Linked DNA regions of Homo sapiens: region 1 is linked to region 2. A link is an interaction called in ENCODE POLR2A ChIA-PET data of the cell type or tissue named here. Cell type or tissue: PC-3. All regions are shown on one strand. Each heading gives the region's core, and the rest is flanking DNA. Links, peaks and the distances in the headings are about the cores only.

What was found. ChIA-PET counts read pairs that join two places held together with the same protein. Peaks named below come from ENCODE experiments on the same cell type or tissue, not always from the same donor. Only the 100,000 strongest peaks of a DNase experiment are listed, where the experiment ranks them.
Region 1: POLR2A ChIA-PET joins it to region 2 with 10 read pairs; 10 of 35 experiments call an interaction of 5 or more read pairs at or near these places.

The regions. Positions count from the first base shown.
Region 1 is chr14:102,431,983-102,440,500 of GRCh38, reverse strand. It overlaps TECPR2 (tectonin beta-propeller repeat containing 2), which reads right to left. Exons shown (of 20, transcript NM_014844.5): 8 at 8,373-8,518; 9 at 5,290-6,266; 10 at 2,296-2,479; 11 at 1-65. Among named protein-coding and RNA genes, the nearest start is that of TECPR2, 73 kb to the right of the region's middle. RefSeq lists an enhancer at 166-673 and a silencer at 2,343-2,392. In PC-3, for the core only: no CTCF peak of the experiment used is centred there; no DNase peak of the experiment used is centred there.
Region 2 is chr14:102,474,615-102,487,845 of GRCh38, reverse strand. All of the region lies in intron 17 of TECPR2 (tectonin beta-propeller repeat containing 2), which reads right to left. Among named protein-coding and RNA genes, the nearest start is that of ANKRD9, 29 kb to the left of the region's middle. In PC-3, for the core only: no CTCF peak of the experiment used is centred there; DNase peaks (open chromatin) are centred at 5,445 and 5,875; H3K27ac peaks cover 1,511 bases.

The DNA.
Region 1 (8,518 bases), core at 5,990-8,489, 49 kb after region 2:
GATGGTGACTTTCCCACAAGCAAAAGCCCGGTTAGATTTCTGTTCAATCTTCCAGAGAAGGGCTCCTATGGAAATAAAAATTCTATTCACTGTCCAATAAATACTAGAATATATTTCTATACAAAAGTCTTCATGCTGGGCATTGAGGGGAGAAAGATTTCTAAAACACATCCTGTTCTGTCCCCCCAAGTGGGGAAAGAGGCCACCAGACCCAGGTTTGGGCCCTTGGCCACCACCCAGTGGCTATGCAGCTTCAGGCTCCATGTCACCGCCCGTCTCCAAGCTTCACTTTCCTCCTGGGCCGTGGGGATCATCTCCACCTTACAGGGCTGCTCTAAAGACTGCAGACGGAAGCAGATCAACCACATGGCCACAGAGCTGGGCACATGACAGGCGCTCCTCACACGGGAGGAGAAACACTGATGACATTATTAGGTTTGATAAGTCTCCAAATAAACATCCTAAGCACAACTAGTGCCCTAGGAGAGGCTGAAAAAGTCCTTTAGGGATTCAAAGAGAAGGATCAGTTCTGGATGAGCTGAATGGAAAAGGTGCACAGAAGGAACACACTTGCACTGAGTTGGCCTGTTTTCACTGTGAAGAGGACTTTGATGAAGAGATGGAGGAGGAGAGAGGAAAGGGAAGGCAGGATAGCGCTGCAGCTGGAGGCCTGGAGCAGGCCGACGCAGGCAAGGCAAGGGGCCACCAGTGATCACCGAGTGTCAGCTGGGCTGGACTAGAGGGCCTGTCGAGCATCTCTGCCTGTGGTGCCCCCGGCACAAGGGCTCTGCTGCCCACCAAGGACATGGGACTGGGCCCTGAAGGACGCCTCAACTGAGCAGGTGAATCTCATGGAGATACAGAGTTCCCGCTAGCACAGTGAGGGACCAAGGGGCCTGGGAATACAAGTAACTAATATAGTCAGGAATAGAACCAAAGTTCTAAAAGGCTAAGGAGACAAACCTGAAGGTAAATGATACCAACGAGAAATGAATTAAAACACACAACTGTGTAATGACAGCTTGTGGAGTGGGTTGTTAGCCAGTCTCTAAAGAAAAATATTTTTCAAACAAACAGTGAAAGCAAGCAAGAAAAACAACGCTGAACAAACTAATATTTTAAACAGTGACAGAGACCAGGGAGAATTAAGGGAAATTCATCCCGAAACACAGTGAAGTTACAGAGAACAGACAGGTCCCAAGCCACAGACTCAGCTTCGGCTTCGTCTGACTTCTATTCCAATGTCCTGACAGTAAACCAGGCTGCTTCAAGGCAAAAGTGTCCCCACTGGCGTAGGTGCCGACGTGGCCAACACAACCTTAAGAAAAAACAAGCAAAGCCGGGCGTAGTGGCTCTCACCTGTAATCCCAGCATTTTGGGAGGCTGAGGCGGGCGGATCATGAGGTCAGGAGATCAAGACCATCCTGGCTACCACAGTGAAACCCCGTGTCCACTAAAAAAATACAAAAAAATTAGCTGGGCGTGGTGGCGGGTGCCTGTAGTCCCAGCTACTGGGGAGGCTGAGGCAGGAGAATAGTGCGAACCTGGGAGGTGGAGCTCGCAGTGAGCTGAGATTGTACCACTGCACTCCAGCCTGGGCAACACAGCAAGACTCTGTCTCAAAAAAAAAAAAAAAAGAAAGAAAGAAAGAAAAAGCAAGCAAATGATTCCATGCAGATATGGGAGGTCTTCCAGCTCAGGAGAACATCGTTCAGGAAACACCAGCTCCAGTTCACTAACAATGGCCTAACAGCAGCATGAAAGAATGAATGGACTTTCCTTTTAGAGTCAGGGAGTAGACTGTTCACCCACAGCAGAGAGCTCATTAAAACAGAATTCCTAAAGAGGAAGCCAAATAATTGGAATATATCTAACATATCCATAGGCCCGTCTTCGTTAGTTCGGTTGCTTTAAAGCAACAATGAGAAAGAGAAACACGTATTATTTTTATGAAGAGTTAGTATATTAATATCCCTAAAAAAGTCCCTCAATTTTCAAACTTTTTGTCTAGCTTACAAAAATACGATCAGAGCTTACCATTGCAATTAATAAAGAAAACAAAAACTCAAACTGAACACCCATTTACACTACGAATTGACATCCAATGAAGCAATTCACGTTCTTTGGAGACAACCCCTCAAACGTTCCTGAAGAGGCAAACCTGGTGAACGCACGGCAGCGTGAGCCCAGAGCTGCTGCAGGGGAGCCCTGTACTAAGATGTCTGCACCCCGGGGGCGGGGAGCAGGAGCGGCGAGCGGGAGCAGGGAGCGGGAGCAGGGAGCGGGGAGGCGAACCTGAGGGCGAGACTGCCACCTGCTGGACAGCATCTTCAAACTTCTGCCAGCGCAGCCCGGCGCCCGGCAACGCGCTGCAGAACAGGCCGCCTTTGTAGTCCAGGCACCAGATATACTTCTCGGAGACCACCAAGCTGAGGATGCCATAGCCGGGACCCGAGTAGCCCATCCAGCTTTCTGCAAACTAACAAGGGAAGAGCCAGTGAGTTCTGTGGCAGAGGACACAGCCACATTTGGCTTACTGTTCTCAGTAAGAAAGGTGAGAGGATATCATTAACACGAGACGGTAAAACGGGTCAGCAAGACGCCAAGTCAACCCTTCTCCCAACCCCTGCTATCTGTGGACACCCCTCTACTACAAACCTTCTGAGACGCGTGCTGCTGTCTCCCTACAAAGACTCCCTGGAGTCCCTGGATGACATTTTCTCCTGTTCTAACACCTTTGCAAATGTAACGCTTAGAGCATCACATCACGTTACGAAGGAGCTGCTATTATTCTGCAGGCATACCTCACCTTACACAAAGAGCCAGGTTCTTCAACATTTGGATGCAAGTCAATTTTTTGTAGTCTAATCATTACAGAGGCACTGGATATATGGCACTACCACTGTCTTTCTTTTTTCCACCATATTTTCTTTTTTTTTTCCTTTTTGAGACAGAGACTCGCTCTGTCGCCCAGGCTGGAGTACAGGGGCACAATCTCGGCTCACTGCAACCTCCGCCTCCTGGGTTCAAGCAAGTCGCAATTCTCCTGCCTCAGGCTCCTGAGTACTTGGGATTACAGGCATCTGCCACCACACCCGGCTATTTTTTGTATTTTTAGTAGAGACGGGGTTTCGCCATGTTGGCCAGGCTGGTCTCGAACTCCTGACCTCAGGTGATTCGCCCACCTTGGCCTCCCAAAGTGCTGGGATTACAGGCGTGAGCCACTGTGCCCGACCTTGCTAGAATTCTTTTAAAAATCAAAGCTAAATAAAGTCTTTGTACTTTAATACTTTTCAATAAATGCAAAGAAGATAAATGTATTTGTACAGATACCCACATAGAAGTTAACTACTTCAAAGAAAATGGTGCCCAACTCTTCTCAATCCAGCCCTGCTCACCATGGCAAGTCTTACTTCCACACCGAACCTCCAAATAAAAACACACCATAAAATTTCTTGGCTTCCCAGCTACCTGGAGTGGGATGAGGAAGGGAGGAAGTTAGAGAGTCAGGGGCTCAAAGGGCCAGGATCCCTGTCACCTAAGTGAGGGCTTTCCTAAATTTCTGGCCTAGAATTCCAATACCCCACCCCACCGACAGTCTGCCTGGCTAACGCCCAGACATTAGGGGGCCATGCTGCTTGCGCTTCCTGCAGCCCTGTACTTTGCTCAGTACCCTCACCTGAGTCCCACTCAACTGCGAGGATGTGAACATGTACCTGGCTCCCCCTCAAGACTCTGAGGCTCAGGAAGATGGAATCCACAACTAGCTGCCATCTGCACTGTGGTCCCCAGCATAATCACAGAGGCTGACAGTCAAGGCCACTCAAGAACCACTGGGTTGAAAAGATAAATGCCGGATGACTGAATAAAAGGCCACCCTTGGCCAGGCACAGCAGCTCACACCTGTAATCCCAGCACTTTGGGAAGCCGAGGCAGGCAGATTGCTTGAGCTCAGGAGTTCGAGACCAGCTTGGGCAATATGGCAAAACCCCTTCTCTACAAAAAATACAAAAATTAGCTGGGCATGGTGGCACATGCCTGTAGTCCCAGTGACTCAGGAAGCTGAGGCAGGTGGATCACTTGAGCTTGGGGAGGTCGAGGCAGCAATGAGCCATGATTGCGCCACTGCGCTCCATCCTGGGTGACAGAGTGAGACCCTGTCTCAGAAAAAAAAAAAAAAAAGAAAGAAAGAAGAAAAAAAAGCCAGACTTATGGCGTTTTGTCTCAAAACAAGTAAGCAGCATGTTTCACTTCTGAGGCATGACAGCACAGAGGGTGAGTGAGGGGGTCCTGGGGCCCGCCCTTCATTTGCTATGTGACCTTGTGCAAGCTGTCTAGCTGTTCTGTGCTTCCATTTTCTCCTCTGTAAAATGGGGACAAGAAGAGTGCCTATTTTATAGTTCGTGTTTAGAGAAGTAAAAGAGTTAAACCTCTAAAGTGCTTTGTGGGATACCTGCACATGGTGAGCACTGACAAAGCGTCACACTGCTAGCACTGACAGAAGCCAGCGTAGACTGTGGAAAGCACACGTGGCTGTAAGTGCGCAGCCATAATTCATACCTCACATCGACAGTTAGTAGGAGACAGGGCAAGACACAGTTTTGAAACAAATATATCTAGTAATAATTACTTGCTAAGGGAAGTAGGCACTTTTAAAAAAATCACTTTTAATATAAAATGCTCAAGGACAGTTAAAAGTCATCTCCTAGTTACATGTGCTGGGTGGACCTACAAAGACTGGTTACTCCAAACTGGTTCCTGTACAGCTCGCAGGGGAGCCTTGGAGCCACTGTTCGGAGGTTGAGGAGACAGCAGTTCTGGAAATGGCCTCGTGCTCTTGCAGATGGTTCCTTGGAGGGGTGTGAGGAGAAGGACAGGAGACTCCCTGCCTCCAAACTGCTCAGAGCTTTCTCTACTCCACAGGTGGACAGTCCTCTGCCCACTGGTTTTCTGAGATGGCCCCAGGCCAATTCAGCCCTGCCCTACGATGGCTAACAGTAAGTGCCTACACCAGCCTGCACTTGTGGGGTCAGAGGAAACAGCAAGACGCTACCTTGGTTGGGGAGGCAGGTTACTGAGCAGGGTAGAACAGGTCAGAAGTAGTTCAAGCCATTCATAGTCCCTGTGCTGGAAATCCCCTGAAACCCAGACTTGAAAACAGAGTTGGCCTACGGATTTTGCAGTAGGAATAGAATTTCTTTCCATGAGAAGGAAAATAATCAGTCTTGACAATTATTACCCTTAAGAAAGAAGCCTCAGCTACTTTTCCCACCACCCGAACCCACATACCTGATCTGGCTTGAGCAGCCCGGCGTCCTCTGCACCCAGCCGGCTCAGGTCCTGCTGGGAGCAACTAGGTCCGAGCTCTGTCACACTCGTCTCTGAGGATGAAGAAGGAAGCCCGTGGGCATAGATGTCCTCCTCATCGCTGGACGTCAATGTCTGATCCCGTGGAGGCTGCTCAAGCCAGGGCTTGTGAGTGCTGGCTGCCAAGGCAGAGACCGGAGTCAGCTGTCCTCCCACACTCCCCAAGACACGTTCAGAAATGGGTATTTCTTTCTGACCTGTGTCATCATCAGTGACAGCATGCCAGAGATTTGTGCTGAGGTGGCCAGAGGCCTCCATGCTGGTTAGGATGTCCTGCTCTTGGCTGGGCTCCACGGGGCTGCCTTCATCAGCTCTGGTCCCAGGCAGCCACTGTTCAGCACTTGGGGCCCAGCTGAGGCTGGAAGGCACAGTGAGTGAGTTCAGGAGGGGGACTTCACAAAAAGTGCTTTGGGGGCCAATGGGTTGGATGTCTTCCCCATCATGCGCCCCAGGAGAGCTGTCCTGTTCTTGGAAGGGTAACTGTGTGCTATTTGGTCCATCATCTGCAGGACACGGCTCATCTCCGAGTCCCGTGACATCACTGCCTCCCACATCTTCCCTCGCTCCATTGAGCAGCTCCCGCCCATGTGCATGGTGACAGTGTGGCATTTCAGTTCTAATGTCATCTTCCTCAGCCAGAGAATCAGGCATTGATCCTGACACCTCCAGGACATTAAACGTTTCGGGGTCAGTATTTTCCTGTGGGACACCGTTCACTTCACCATTGAAGCTGCTTTCCTGGTCTGGAGACTCTGCACTTAACTGATCCACGCTACTGCCCAGGACACTTGAGGTCATCGACAGCAAGTCTGTGTTCAAGGACTGGGGACTGTCCCCAGGAAATTCGGAGCAGGGTGTCGATTCCAGGGAGCTGTGACAGGTGCTCCTGCTTCCACCTTCTAATTCAGAATAAGAACATTCAAAATAAGGCACGGTTCTATATGATTAGTAAGAGACTAACTTGCACACATATTTTTGGCTCAAGAAAAAAAATTTTAAATAAAGGATATTTGGTGAATGAAGAATAAACCTCTTAAGTACAAATAATCCCAACAAAGAGATGCTTTCTATGCATGCAAGTACTGAACAAATCCATGGGTTTGAGGGCAGCTAAGAAAAACCAGGGGACAAACTGAGATGTTCACCTGGGTCACAAACCAATTCCTTATAATTATTAAAATGCTTAGAAATCTAATAACATTTCCTTCAGTGTTGCAGTCATCTTAGCTAGAGAGGATTAACAGGAACCAAGGAGTAAAAGGTTTGAAAAATTCAGTGTTACACAGCCATAACAAAGAATGAAATCTGGGCTGTGCACGGTGGTTCACGCTCATAAGCCATCCTAGCACTTTGGGAGGCCGAGGCGGGTGGGCCACCTTAGGTCAGGAGTTCAAGACCAGCCTGTCCAACATGGTAAACCCCTGCCTCTACTAAAAATACAAAAACTTAGCTGGGCGTGGTAGTGGGCACCTGTAATCCCAGCTACTCGGGAGGCTGAGGCAGGAGAATTGCTTGAACTTGGGAGGCGGAAGTTGCAGTGAGCCGAGATCGCACCATTGCACTCTAGCCTGGGTGACAACAGTGAAACTCTGTCTCCAATAAATTAAAAAATAAATAAATAAATAAATAAATAAATAAAAATAAAGAATGAAATCTTGTCCTTTACAGCAACATGGATGGAACCGCTGGCCGTAATCCTAAGCAAATTAATGCAACAGGAACAGAAAACCAACAGCATGTTCTGACTTGTAAGTGGGAGCCAAACACTGAGCACGCATGGACATAAACATGGGAAGGACAGACACTGTGGACCTCCAGAGCGGGAGAGGAGGCGGCATGGGTCAAAAGCCACCTACTGCATACTGTGCTCACTACCTGGGTGCTGTATACCCATGTAACAAACCTGCGCATGGACCCCCTGTATTTAAAATAAAAGTTGAAAAAAAAAAAGAAAAAAATTCAATGTTAAATCCCATATTTGGTAGCATATTCAACACTAAACATAAAATGTCCCAAGTATTTACCAGCATAGATCTTCTGGTTTCCACAACTTTCCACCCAGGCTCACAGAATCTCTGATTTAATCAATGGTATACATGGATAAACCAACACTTTTTTTTTTTTTTTTTTTGAGACGGAGTCTTGCTCTGTTGCGAGGCTGGAGTGCAGTGGCGTGACCTCGGCTCACTGCATCCTCTGCCTCCCAGGTTCAAGTGATTCTCCTGCCTCAGCCTCCCGAGTGACTGAGATTACAGGCACATGCCACCAAGCCCAGCTAATTTATGTGTTTTTAGTAGAGACGGGGTTTCACCATGTTGGCCAGGATGGTCTCAATCTCTTGACCTCGTGATCCGCCTGCCTCGGCCTCCCAAAGTGTTGGGATTACAGGCATGAGCCACTGCGCCCGGCCCCGACATTTTAATTTAAATACTAAAAACTATGCCAGGCGCGGTGGCTCACGCTGTAATCCCAGCACTTTGGGAGGCCGAGGCGGGCAGATCACCTGAGTTTGGGAGTTCAAGACCAGCCTGACCAACATGGAGAAACCCTGTATCTACTAAAAATACAAAATTCGCTGGGCATGCATACTCGGGAGGCTGAGGCAGGAGAATTGCTTGAACTCAGGAGGTGAGGTTGCAGTGAGCCGAGATCGTGCCATTGCACTCCAGCCTGGGCGACGAGCGAAACTCTGTCGCAAAAAATAAATAAATAATATAAATACATAAATAAATATTGAAAAGTACAAAACTGAGACCCTTTAAGCAGGGTGGTGAGTACACACAGGTGTTCTGTCATCATTTAGACCTTACAGTGTGTGTGTGTGTGTGTGTGTGTATTTTCCGTTAATGTGAAGTATTTTGCAGTAAAACTCCTTTGGGGAAGAAATGTATGTGTTCTCTGCTTTTGGATGTATGGAGCATTGCTCACTCAGTGAGCAGCAGCACTCCCAGAGAATCTGGAAAGACTGTAACCCCAGATGGGTGTGTGCCAGCTACAGAGGGTACCTGTCTTCTTCTTCTTCTTCTTCCTTTTCACTTTGATAGGCTTCACGACAAGCTCCTGGTCAAAGTCCTCTGAGCTGATGGCGTTGAATCTCTGTGACAGGGGCTGGCTGCCCTTGCCCAGCTCAGGGGTGGCCTGGAGCCCAGGG
Region 2 (13,231 bases), core at 4,418-6,917:
AAACAGGCCGGGCGTGGTGGCTCACGCCTGTAATCCCAGCAGTTTGGGAGGCCGAGGTGGGCGGATCACGAGGTCAGGAGATTGAGACCATCCTGGCTAACACAGTGAAACCCCGTCTCTACTAAAAATACAAAAAATTAGCCAGGCGTGGTGGCGGGCGCCTGTAGTCCCAGCTACTCGGGAGTCTGAGGCAGGAGAATGGTGTGAACCTGGGAGGCGGAGCTTGCAGTGAGCCCAGATTGCGCCACTGCACTCCAGCTTGGGGGAGAGAGCGAGACTCCATCTCAAAAAAAAAGAAAAGAAAAGAAAAAGAAAACACAAGTGTCTGGGGCTCAGACCACAGTTCTTCAAACTTCTTGTAGCTGAGCTTTTATCATAGCTTTTATCAACACACGTGTGCGCACGCACACACACACTCACACATGTTCCTCAGTCAGAATGTGGTAAACCCAGGCTGAAAAACAAAAACATGCTGAAGATTTCACAGCCAAAGGAAACATGTATCTAGACAGACCATTTTGGCATGGACTTATCAGAACTTGGAAGAAATTCAGCAGGAATGTTTCAGGAATACCAGGGTGGACCGAGGGTTTTTGAAGCGGCAGCACAAATGCCCCAGGAAAGACGCCTCTGGAAATAATCCTAACCCAAACAAACCACGGTTATCCAGGCGGCCATTTGTGCTTTCCACACTGCCTTTTCTTTTCCCTCCAAGTCTCTCTCCCTCCCTGTTTTAACCTTGAATCCCCGTAAAGACTGACACATGCTGAGCTTTACTTTCCCTCAAGGATTCATGGTGCTGCTGTGTGTCTGTCCGTCTATCCGTGCAGCCTCAGGGGGCGCTGAGGCGTGTGGGTTGGTTGGGCCATTTGTCACATGGCCCCGTGGTAGCTGTACTTTCTGACTTCTGTTTGGTCTTTCTAGTTCTTTTTTCCCTGTAGCAGACCCTCTTCCTGCTTCTGGTCTATTCTTCCCAATTTCAGATGGGCTTAAAAACCCGATACCCATGTTAATAGGTCTAGAATTAAATTAAAGGTAAATTCTCAGAGCCAGGGCTGACACACTAGGAGGACCTCCTCTTCGTGGTCTGTGTCCTTAGCTGGAGGAGCCGGGGACCATGATCTCTGAGGCTCCTCGAGACTCTGACCGTGGTACGAGGTGGGTATGGCTGCCCGGGGCCTGCTGTGCTGAGCTCTCTCTCTGTCCTCACTGGCCCGAAGACCAGCAGTTTTCCAGCAGCGCCTGTGGGGCCCTGGCCTTGCAGAGGTGCCTCAGGGCCCCTGTGGAAGGGGCAGTTTCATGGGACCAGTTTTGCTGTTACTTGTTGAACACATCTGGCTTATGTACAAGATTTTATTTAAGGCTGGACAGCTGGGAGTGTTTTTTGTATTTTGTACACACACCTGTAGTCCCAGGTACTCAGGAGGATGAGGTAAGAGGATCACTTGAGCCCAGGAGGTTGAGGTTACAGTGAACTGAGATTGTGTCACTGCACTCCAGCGTGGGTGACGGAACAAGAGCCTAACTCAAAAAAATTTTTTTTTAATTTGAAGAATGGGTCCCACTGCTAAAAAACATTTGGAAACTTCTGGCCCAGCAGAGCAGGGCTCCAGACAGAAACAGGCTCCACTGCTGCTCTCTTCTGGCCTGTCAGAGGCCTCTCCCTCTCCGTGGTGGGTCCTTCTGCACTGACTCCAGTTACTGCTGGGCCTCTACATCTGGTCTGAGGTGTGACCTCAGAATCCAGCAAGAAGCTGCATCTGCTAATTGTAGGGGGTGCGCTAAAGAAAACGCTCAGAAGCAGGTTTCCTGGGTGCCTGTCACATTCTGTCCTTCCTGAGCAGGGGCTGGTGGAGCCAACTGGCCACTCTTCCTGTCTACCCTCCAGACCTTGTCACTGATACCAGCCCAACGACTGCGCCATGGCTAGCACCAGGACTCAAATATTGCTGTGAGACAAGAAGAGCAGAAGCTGGACCCAGTGGCACACACCCTGGTCTCTGATAGCTCATCGCCCTGCTCTGTGGCTGACTCTACAGACAGGCTCGGGGAAGCACCTTCTGGATGAGTGCAGCCCAGAGGGAGAGGTCCCTAAAGATGATCTCTGGGCTCTGCTCCTCTAGGGTCATGGCAAGCATCGCGAGGGGCTCCCCTTCCTGCCGCTCATGGTTTTACTGGGGGCACACGCAGGGCAGGCTGGGACAAGCTTCCCTAGGTCGTTGTTTAAACTACTGGGTCATAAGTTGTTAAAGCACGATGAGGGGACTGCTGCAGGACCCAGGGCACCCCGTTAGAACCCTGTGGTCTACTTCTAGGTATCATGGCCTTCCAGAATGAGAGAAAAGACTTAGAGTTCAATATGGTGAAGAGGGGTAATAGTTCCTAGAAGCAAGTTTTGAAGAAGAGAGCTCAAAAACAATAGATGTTTAAATGGAGGTATAGGAAAAAAAGGCAACATGGAAAAAATTAAAGGAAGTGGCAAAAAACAATTTAGTTTCTCTCAAAGGGAGCTGGTTCCATCCCACACCATTAGACAGCAGTTTGGGGAGGTTTCATACCTTCATTTGCAGGCAGCATAGTTGTGCTGACGGAACAACTTACAGTGTAACAGGCAGCCCCACCAGCACCTAAATACCACTCAAAGATGTTCAGAGGCTTAGAGGAAAATAGTGGCTATACTCTGAAGACTGTGATACCAGAACCGTGGAGGTGAAGGGGATGAGCTGCACCATGGTGCTCAGCGCTGGGTATGTGCAAGAGTCACCTGCAGGGCGCTGAAGAAGCCAGAAGCTTCTGGGCAGTGATGATAATGAGCACACAATTACTCTTTCACTCCCTTCTCAAGCACCACTACCATGAGAGGGAATGGGTTAAACAAAGAAAAACGGGGCGGGCGCAGTGGCTCGCGCCTGTAATCCCAGCACTTTGGGAAGCCGAGGCAGACCGGATCACCTGAGGCCAGGAGTTCGAGACCAGCCTGACTAACATGGCGAAACCCTGTCTCTACCAAAAATACAAAAATTAGCCAGGCATGGTGGCATGCGCCTGTAATCCCAGCTACTCGGGAGGCTGAGGCAGAGAATTGCTTGAACACAGGAGGGGGAGGCTGCAGTGAGCTGAGATCGGGCCACTGCACTCCAGCCTGGGTGACAAAGCAAGACTCCATCTCAAAGAAAAAAGGTTCAAATCTCCTAAGGACAGAGAGAATGAGGGGAGGAAGCAGCCATACAATTCTGGAAGCTGGAAAGTGGGGGATGCATGGCAAGGACTCAGCGGGCCCTGGAAGGCTAAAAGCAACGACTCCCCACCCAGCAGCCCAGCCAGATTGCTGTCAGAGACCCGCGGGGCCCACAGGCTCCATGCATGTGCTCAGGGCTTCCAGTCAGCCTTGCTGGGCCTCACTCTTCCAACCAGGGGACTGCCAACATCTGAAGAAAGCCTCTGCCATGTAAAAGGCGAACTAGACAGAAAACACACAACTTGGGACATACAAAGACCAGGCAGGGAGAAGAAACTTCCAAAACATCCTTAGGGAGATGAGAGAAGACTGACTCTACAGCCATCAAACAACAACAGGAACTTTCAGAAATTAAACATGTGATCATGGAAATAATCTGACAGAGGGTTGGAGAAATAAGGTTGAGAATGTCTTCTAGAAAGCAGGATAAAAGCATAAAAAGACAGAAACAGGAGAGAAAGGAAAAGTGGAGGCCAGCTTAGAAAGTCCACAATACAAAAGGAAGCCTCCAGGCTGGGCACAGTAGCTAATGCCTGTAATCCCAGCACTTTGGGAGGCCAAGGCAGGTGGATCACCTGAGGTCAGGAGTTCGAAACCAGCCTGGCAAACATGGTGAAACCTTGTCTCTACTGAAAATATAAGAATCAGCCAGGCATGGTGGCAGGTGCCTATAATCCCAGCTACGTGGGAGGCTGAGGCAGGAGAATCGCTTGAACCCGGGGGGCAGAGGCTGTAGTGAGCCCAGATTGCGCCACTGCACTCCAGCCTGGGCAACAAGGGCAAAAACACCAACTCAAAAAAAAAAAAAAAAAAAAAGAAAAGGAAAAGGAGGCCTTCAGCCAGAGCAGACAGAAAACAGGAGGGGTGCCAGGTGCAGTTGCTCATGCCTGGAATCCAGCACTTTGGGAGGCCAAGGTGGCAGGATTGCTGGAGCCCAGGAGTTCAAAAGCAGCCTGGGCAATATAGTGAGACTCCATCTCTACAAAAAATAATAAAAAAATTAGCTGAACATGGTGCATATGCCTGTGGTCCCAGCTACTTGGGAGGCTGTGGTGGGAGGATTGCTTGAGCCCAGAAGTTTAAAGCTACAATGAGCTGTGATTGCGCCATTGTGCTCCAGCCTGGGTGACAGAGTGAGAGACCGTCTCAAAAACAAAACAAAACAAAACAAAACCCCACAACAACAAAAAACCCTACAACAACAACAACAACACACAAAAACATAACAACAAAAAAAGGAAAACAAGAGAGGCGGGGCAGAAGAGGACCCCAGCAGAGGACCCAGACACCCACCAGCACATAGGCTGCAACCACCTGGCTGCAAGGATGAACACAGCCCTCACCAAGGCATACCACTATGTATCTGTTCTTATAACACTAGGAACAAAGAGACCTTACAAACTTTCAGAAAGAAAAACAGGTCAAGTATCAAGGATCAGGTGTTAGAACGGCTTCTGGGCCGGGCGAGGTGGCTCACGCCTGTAATTCCAGCACTTTGAGAGGCCGAGACGGGCAGATCATAAGGTCAGGAGATCGAGACCATCCTGGCTAACACGGTGAAACCCCATCTCTACTAAAAATACAAAAAAAAAAAAAATTAGCCAGGCGTGGTAGCGGGCGCCTGTAGTCCCAGCTACTCGGGAGGCTGAGGCAGGAGAATGGCGTGAACCTGGGAGGCAGAGCTTGCAGTGAGCCGAGATCATGCCACTGCACTCCAGCCTGGGCGACAGAGCGAGACTCCGTCTCAAAAAAAAAAAAAAAAAAAAAAAGAAAGGCTTCTGGCTTCTCAGTAGCAATCCTGGAAGCCGAGAGACAATGGAGAAAGACCCTCAAAATCCTAAAGGAAAATGGTTTCCAACCTAGACTGCTATATCCAGCAAGGTCAAGGGTGAACACAGATGAAAGACTTTTCAGACATGCAATACCTCCAAAAAGTCACCAACCATGAACCCTTCCTTGGGAACCGACTGGAAGATAAACTCCACCCAAACAAACACAGACACAGAGAGAGGAAGACCCGGGATCCGGGAGAAAGGGGCTCTAACATGAGGGGAGGTCAAAGGTGACGCTAGGACAACAGCTGGGTCCCGGGTAGAGAGAGGAACGAGGCCAGACTGGAGCTGGCCAAGAGGGTGCAGGAGAGATCTCTGCAGGGGGAAGAAATGGAGAGGACACATTCCTAATGTGTGAGACAACTGGCAGAGAGTTTGGGATTGAATGTGTGGAACTGCACTTAGAAAACTAGATGAGCAGGCTGGGTGTAGTGGCTCATGCCTGTAATCCCAGCACTTTGGGAGGCCAAGGCAGGTGGCTCACCTGAGGTCAGGAGTTTGAGACCAGGCTGGCCAATGTGGTGAAACCCTGTCTCTATTAAAAATACAAAAAATTAGCTGGGTGTGGTGGCACACGCCTGTTAAGCCCAGCTACTCGGGAGGCTGAGGCAGAAGAATCACTTGGACCCAGGAGTTGGAGGTTGCAGTGAGCAGAGATTGATCGCACCATTGCACGCCAGCCTGGGCAACAGAGCAAGGCTCTGTCTCAAAAAAAAAAAGAAAAAAAACTAGATGAGCAAACAAGATGATTATCAAGTCCAGGGAAAACAAAGAGTCACACAGACAAGGAACTGCAGGTGTGATTCATCCCCTGCCTCCGCTGTGAAGAGCTCCTCTGTCCTCACAGCAAGGCCCGTGCCCAGGAAGCACTGCAGCTCTGGCAGGGTGGAAGTAGGAAGGGAGGTGGGTGGCTGGGGGAATGGGGGACGGGGGATGCAAGAGCTCTGCATGCTTCTCTTCCCGCAGAGAGTCAACCAGAAACACCTGAAGTCAGGGGACCAAACACAGCTCCCGAAGCAGCATTCAGAGACAGGCAGCGAAAAGAACTGAAAGGAACTCTCCAGAGAGGGCAAAATTGGCAGGAGAGACATGTTTCTTATAGCACATCTTATAGAACCCACTGACATGTCAACCTACTGATTTTCACATGTGACTCTGTTTTCTTTCTTTTACAGATGGAGGCTCACTCTGTTGCCCAGGCTGGAGTGCGGTGGATGATCCTGGTCTCCAGTGATCCTCCCACCCAGCCTCCTGAGTAGGTGGGACTAGAGGCACATACCACCACACTTGGCATTTCATGTATGACTTTCATGAAAAATAAAAACCAGGCTCGGTGTGGTGGCTCCTATCTGTAATCCCAACACTTTGGGAGGCCAAGACAGGTGGATCACTTGAGGTCAGGAGTTCCAGACCAGCCTGGCCAACACAGTGAAACCCCATCTCTACTAAAAATACAAAAATTAGCTGGGTGTGGCTGGGCACAGTGGCTCACGCATGCAATCCCAGCACTTTGGGAGGCCGAGGCGGGCAGATCACCTGAGATCAGGAGTTTGAGACCAGCCTGGCCAACATGGAGAAACCCCGTCTCTACTAAAAATACAAATACATAGTGGCACTCACCTGTAGCCCCAGCTACTCAAGAGGCTGAGGTGGGAGGACCACTTGAACCCAGGAGGCAGAGGTTGTAGTGAGCTGAGATTGTGCCACTGCACTACGCGCCTGGGTGACAGAGTGAGACCCTGTCTCAAAAAAAAAAAAAAAAAATTAGCCAGGCGTGGTGGCGGGTGCCTGTACTCCCAGCTACTCAGGAGGCTGAGGCAGGAGAATCACTTGAACCCAAGAGGCGGAGGTTGCAGTGAGCCAAGATCACCCCACTGAACTCCAGTGGGCGACAGAGCAAGACTCCATCTCAAAAAAAAAAAAAAAAAAAAAAACCCAAAACCAAAAAACAAAACTGGCCAGGCACAGTGGCACACGCCCGCAATCCCAGCACTTTGGGAGGCTGAGGGGTGGGAGGATCACTTGAGACCAGTAGTTTGACACCAGCCTGGACAACACAGCAAGACCTCATCTCTACAAAATAAAAATTAAAAAATGAGCCAGGTGTGATGGTGCATACCCCTAGCCATTTTGGAGGCTGAGGCAGGAGTATTGTTTGAGCCCAGGGGTTTGTGGTTATAGTGAGCTATGATCGCACCACTGCACTTCAGCTTGAATGACAGACTGAGACTCTGTCTCAAAAATAAAAAATAGGCCGGGCATGGTGGCTCACGCCTGTAATCCCAGCACTTTGGGAGGCCAAGGCAGGCGGATCACAAGGTCAGGAGATCGAGACCATCCTGGCTAACACAGTGAAAACCCATCTCTACTAAAAACACAAAACATTAGCCAGGTGTGGTGGTGGGCGCCTGTAGTCCCAGCTACTCGGGAGGCTGAGGCAGGAGAATGGCGTGAACCCGGGAGGTGGAGCTTGCAGTGAGCCGAGATCATGCCACTGCACTCCAGCCTGGGCGACAGAGCAAGACTCCGTCTCAAATAAATCAATAAAAAAAAAAAAAAAAAAACCAACCAAGATGCCTGGGCCTCACCCCAGACCTGCTGAATTCATATCTCCAGGGAGGGCCGAGGCCTGGACATTTTTAATAAGCTCCTCTGATGGCTCTAATGTGGATATGACCCTTCACTTTACTGATAGGAAAATGAAAGTGAAAGGCGAGTTTAAGCAACATTCCCAAGGTCAATTGAATCTACAGGCAAAAAACAAGTATTAGTTGAAGTTCTTCTGATTGCAAGTAACAGATTCTGCCCGCAATGGGAACAGTCCCTCCTGGCTGGCAGGGCTCCAGGATGCTGCAGTCTCCCTGAGCACTGCGCCCCACTGCTGGAAATGGCCACATGCCATCTGCCCAATGCCTCTCCAAGGCACCTGCGTGCAGGCCAGCTGGGAAGGAAGTCTTGCAGTATCATGCATACAAGCGACGCTGGCTCAGTGAGGTTGGATCAAGGAGACCAAGAGGCACTTGTACAGGCAACTGGTCCAGTCACCAAAAGGAGATTAATGAGATTACAGACCCAGGCTGGGACGCCAGCATGGATTGGCTTCTTCTGCCCCAAAACAATCCATGTCAGAGTCCCCATGTCCACTCCATCCCAATCTCACATCTCACAGATGTGCACCACAAATCCAGCGAATCAGGCCAAAGAATTTCCACAGCTCACTGCAGACCTTCTCCATTTGGGTCCTGTCCGGCCCTGCTCAAGAGCCTCCAACAGCCCCCACTGCCCATGGAATTAGCCACAAACCCTCCAGCCTCAGAGTCAAGATCCTCCAAAGATGACCCAAAGGACATCTCAGATCTTCTCTTTCCCACAACATCCTTTGTGCATCCTTCACTCCCAGAGGTTCACTGCCAGGAGCCTAGAAGCCCACAGAGCTAATGTCTCACAGTCCTCAGGGTGGTCCAGCAGCAGACAGTCCTCCCAAGGCAGCAGGGAGGAGCACTCTTCCCTACTCAGAAACACTAGGCCAAGCCTCTTTACCTGCTGGTCACTGAAAATGCCCATTGAGTCTCAAGTCCAAGTTCAAACACTACCCATCCTCGGAAACCAGGTTTGGGACCCTGGGGATCTGTATTTTTTTCATGATTGCTTCTATAACCTCCTGCCTCGCTCTTCTTTTAGTCATTTAACTTTTGGTCAGTTAACTCCAAAAACAGCTTCAATCATTTCCTTTTTTTTTTCCTTTTTTTTTTTTTTTTTGAGACAGGGCCTTACTCTTTCGCCCAGGCTGGAGTGCAGTGGCATGATCTCAGCCCACTGCAACCTCCGCCTCCTGGGCTCAAGCAATCCTCCCATCTCAGCCTCCCGAGTAGCTGAAATTACAGGCATGTGCCACCATGCCCAGCTAATTTTTTGTATTTTTGGTAGAGATGGGGTTTTACCATGTTTCTCAGGCTGGTCCTGAACTCCTGAGCTCAGGTGATCCACCTGCCTCGGCCTCCCATAGTGCTGGGATTACAGGTGTGAGCCACCATGCTTAGGCAGCTTCACTCATTTCTGTTCCCTCTGCAAACCAAACACAATGTAGGGTACCCTATAATCTTCATTTAAAACTTTTTTTTTTTTTTGAGACAGGGTCTCATTCTGTCACCCAGGCTGGAGCGCACTGACATGATCACAGCTCACTGCAGCCTCAACCTCCCCAGTAGCTGGAACTACAGGCACATGCCACCACACCTGGCTAACTTTTGTATTTTTCATAGAGATGGGATTTCACAATAATACCCAGGCTGGTCTTGAACTCCTGAGCTCAAGCAATCTACCCGCCTCGACCTCCCAAAGTGCTGGGATTATAGGCATGAGCCACCACACCCGGCCCATTTAAATTTTTTTTTTGTACACTTTAATATTTAAAACAACTCTACAGAGGCCAGACATGGTGGCTCACATCTGTAATCCCAGTACTTTGGGAGGCTAAGGTGGGAGGCTTGCTTGAGGCCAGGAGTCCAAGACCAGCCTGGGCAACATAGCAAGACTATGCCTCTACAAATTTTTTTAAAAATTAGCTAGGTGCGGTGGTGCATGCCTGTAGTGTCCTAGCTAGTTGGGAGGCTGAGGTGGGAGGATGGCTTGACCCAGGAGTTTGAGGTTACAGTGAGCCACAATCACTCCACTGCACTCCAGCATGGGCAATGGAGTGAGACTCTGTCTCTAAAAAACAAAAACAGGCCGGGTGCGGTGGCTCACGCCTGTAATCCCAGCACTTTGGGAGGTGGGCAGATCACGAGGCCAGGAGATCTAGACCGTCCTGGCTAACTCTTTTTTTTTTTTTTTTTTTTTTTGAGACGGAGTCTCGCTCTGTCACCCAGGCTGGAGTGCAGTGGTGCGATCTCGGCTCACTGCAAGTTCCGCCTCCTGGGTTCACACCATTCTCCTGCCTCGGCCTCCTGAGTAGCTGGGACTACAGGCGCCCGCCACCACGCCTGGCTAATTTTTTGTATGTCCTGGCTAACGTGGTAAAACCCTGTATCAACATAAAATACAAAAAAAAAAAAAAAATTTGCCGGGCATGGTGGCGGGCGCCTGTAGTCCCAGCTACTTGGGAGGCTGAGGCAGGAGAATGGTATGAACCCAGGAGGCGGAGCTTGCAGTGAGCCGAGATCGCACCACTGTACCCCAGTCTGGGCTACAGAGCAAGATTCTGTCTCAAAAAAAAAAAAAAAAACCAGCTCTACAGGGGTATGCTGACATACAATGAAATGCACACATTTAAAGTACATAATTGGGTAAGCTTTGACATATGCATACACTCTTGAAGCCACTGCCACACCTCCCCTTTGAAATTTCTGCCAGGCCTTGAGTAAGCACTGATCTGTGTTAGCATTTTCTTTCCTTTTTTTTTTTTTTGAGACGGAGTCTCGCTCTGTTGCCCAGGCTGGAGTGCAATGGCGTCATCACGGTTCACCACAACCTCTGCCTCTCAGGTTCAAGCAATTCTCCTGCTTCAGCTTCCCAAGTAGCTGGGATTACAGGTGTGCACCACCACACTCAGCTGACTTTTGTAGTTTTAATAGAGACGGGGTTTCACCACGTTGGCCAGGCTGGTCTTGAACTACTGACCTCAGGTCATCCACCCGCCCTGGCCTCCCAAAGTGCTGGGATTACAGGCATGAGCCACAGCACCTGGCCTGTGTTAGCATTTTCTAGTATTTTATATAAATAAGTTTGTTTTTGAGACAGGGTCATGCTCTATCACCCAGGCTGGAGTGAGGTGGCAGCCATCATGGCTCACTGCAGCCTCTGCCTCCTGGGCTCAAGGGATCCTCCCACCTCAGCTTCTTGAGCAGCTGGGACTACAGGCACCCAGCTAATTTTTGTATTTTTTGTACAGACGGGGTTTTGCCATGTTGCTTAGGCTGGTCTTGAACTCCTGGGCTCAGGCAATCTGCTCGCCTCAGCCTCCCAAAGTGTTGGGATTACAGGCATGAGCCACTGTACCTGGCCAAATTTTATATAAATGAAATGATAACAGTATGTATTCTTTGGCTTCTTGACTCAGCATAATTATTTCATCAAATTTGGACAACTTTCAGTTGTATTTCTTCTTCACATCTTTTTTTCCTGTCACCCTTCTTCCCTCTTAAGACTTGGATTTCATTTACGTGAGGCCACTTGAAGGGGTCTGTGCTCACTGATTCTCTGAACATTTTCCAGCCTGTTTTCCCTCTGGGCTTCAGTGTGGATGGTTTTTCACTGCTGTGTCTTCAAGCTCACTAGTCTTTTCTTCTGCAATTTCTATGCTGCCATTAATCTCATCCAGTGATATTTTTCAGCTCAGACATTGCAATTTTAATCCCTACAAATTTGATTTGAGTTGTTGTTTTTTGTTTTGTTGTTTTTTTTTTTTTTTAGAGGCAGGGTCTTGCCATCTTGCCCAGGCTCATCTTGAACTCCCGAGCTTAAGCAATTCTCCCAGCTCAGCGTCCCAAAGTTCTGGGATTGCAGGCACGAGCCACCACACCCAGCCTGGAGTTTTTTGATATTGTTTTTTTTTTTTTTTTTTTTTTTTTGAGACAGAGTCTCGCTCTGTTGCCCAGGCTGGAGTGCAGTGGTGCAATCTTTGCTCACTGCAACCTCCACCTCCCAGGTTCAAGTGATTCTCCTGCCTCAGCCTCCTGAGTAGCTACGATTACAGGTGTGTGCCACCACGCTTGGCTAATTTTTGTATTTTTAGTAGAGATGAGGTTTTGCCATGTTGGCCAGGCAACTCCTGACCTCAGGTGGTCTGCCCACCTCAGCCTCCCAATGTGCTGGGATTACAGGTGTGAGCCGTTGCATGCCTGGCCTAGCCTGGAGTTTTTCTATCTCTCATTTTCTACTTAACAGGCTGAATCTCTCTACTAGCTTCTTGAACACATAAAGGTGTAACAACTGTTTTAATGTCCTGTCTATGAATTTTACCATCTGTATCATTTCTGGGTCAGCTCCTATTGACGGATTTCTTCCCCTTTCATTGCAGGTCGTATTTTCCTGCTTCTCTGCTTGTTGGGTAAATGTTAATTGGTTGCCCATGTGAATTTTATCTTGCTGATGTTGGATATTTTTGCAATCTGTAAATATTCTTGAGCTTTGTTCTAAGATGCTGGTAAGTTACTCTGAAACAGTTTGATTCTTCGGAGTCTTGCTTTAAGCTCCAGTAGGTAGGACCAGAGCTGCATTTACTGTCAGGCTAATTTTGCTCCATATCTGAGGCAAAACACTCCTGGGCATCTGACCTACTTATGGGTGCATGTGATCTGTCCAGCAGAAGACCCTCTGACTGGTCACAGGGAATTGTGACACAGGCTCCTTCCTCAAACATGGTCTGACCAGGCCACCTGCCTGGCTTCAAACTCTTCAAGAATGATGCCAATGCCTTAGCCCAGCCCTCCCTGCCCCGGCCTGTGCCAGTCTCCCAATACAGCCCCTTTCTGCACCCTGGGCAAGGGTGCCTTCTGCTCAGTGCCTATACTTCATGTCCCCTCTGCTTAGAACACCCTCTGTCCTGCCTGCCTGCTACACTCCTACTTGCCTTTCTTGTACCAGTGCCACCTCTTGTGAGATCCTCTGACCACTCCAAGGCCCTGACAGCACTTCCCTCTCCAGCTGGCTCCATGGCACTCTGCCCACAGCTCTGGAAGCACAGGCGCCAGTGGTTTGCGTGTGTCTCTACGGTAGCCTGTGAGTGTCCCTGGATGGGACTGTTCTTGCCGCTGCTCTGTTGTGGGCCTTGAGGATGAGGGGCTGAGGAGGCCCGGCACAACCACTGACTACCCTGAGACCAGGAACCTTGCTTTTGCCAGGCCTTGCTTTCCTCATCTGCAGAAGGAAGTGGCAAGGTTATGTGTTTTCCAGTCTCCTTCTAGCTCTAAAATCTTTGTGTGGGGCAGGGGGAAGGGGGGACAACCTACTGGGGTTCAGATTTATATGGGCTGGGTAGGTCAGAGACGTGCCTCGGAGAAGAAAGGTTGCTCACTGACCCACAAAAGATGGGTCCCTTGTAAAATATACCTATTTTTCTCCCTGATCATGAAAAAGTTTTCCTACCCATTATGGGAAAACATGGTAAATTTTAATCACTTATAATCCCTGGATCAAAATAGTCTTTTTTTTGAGATGGAGT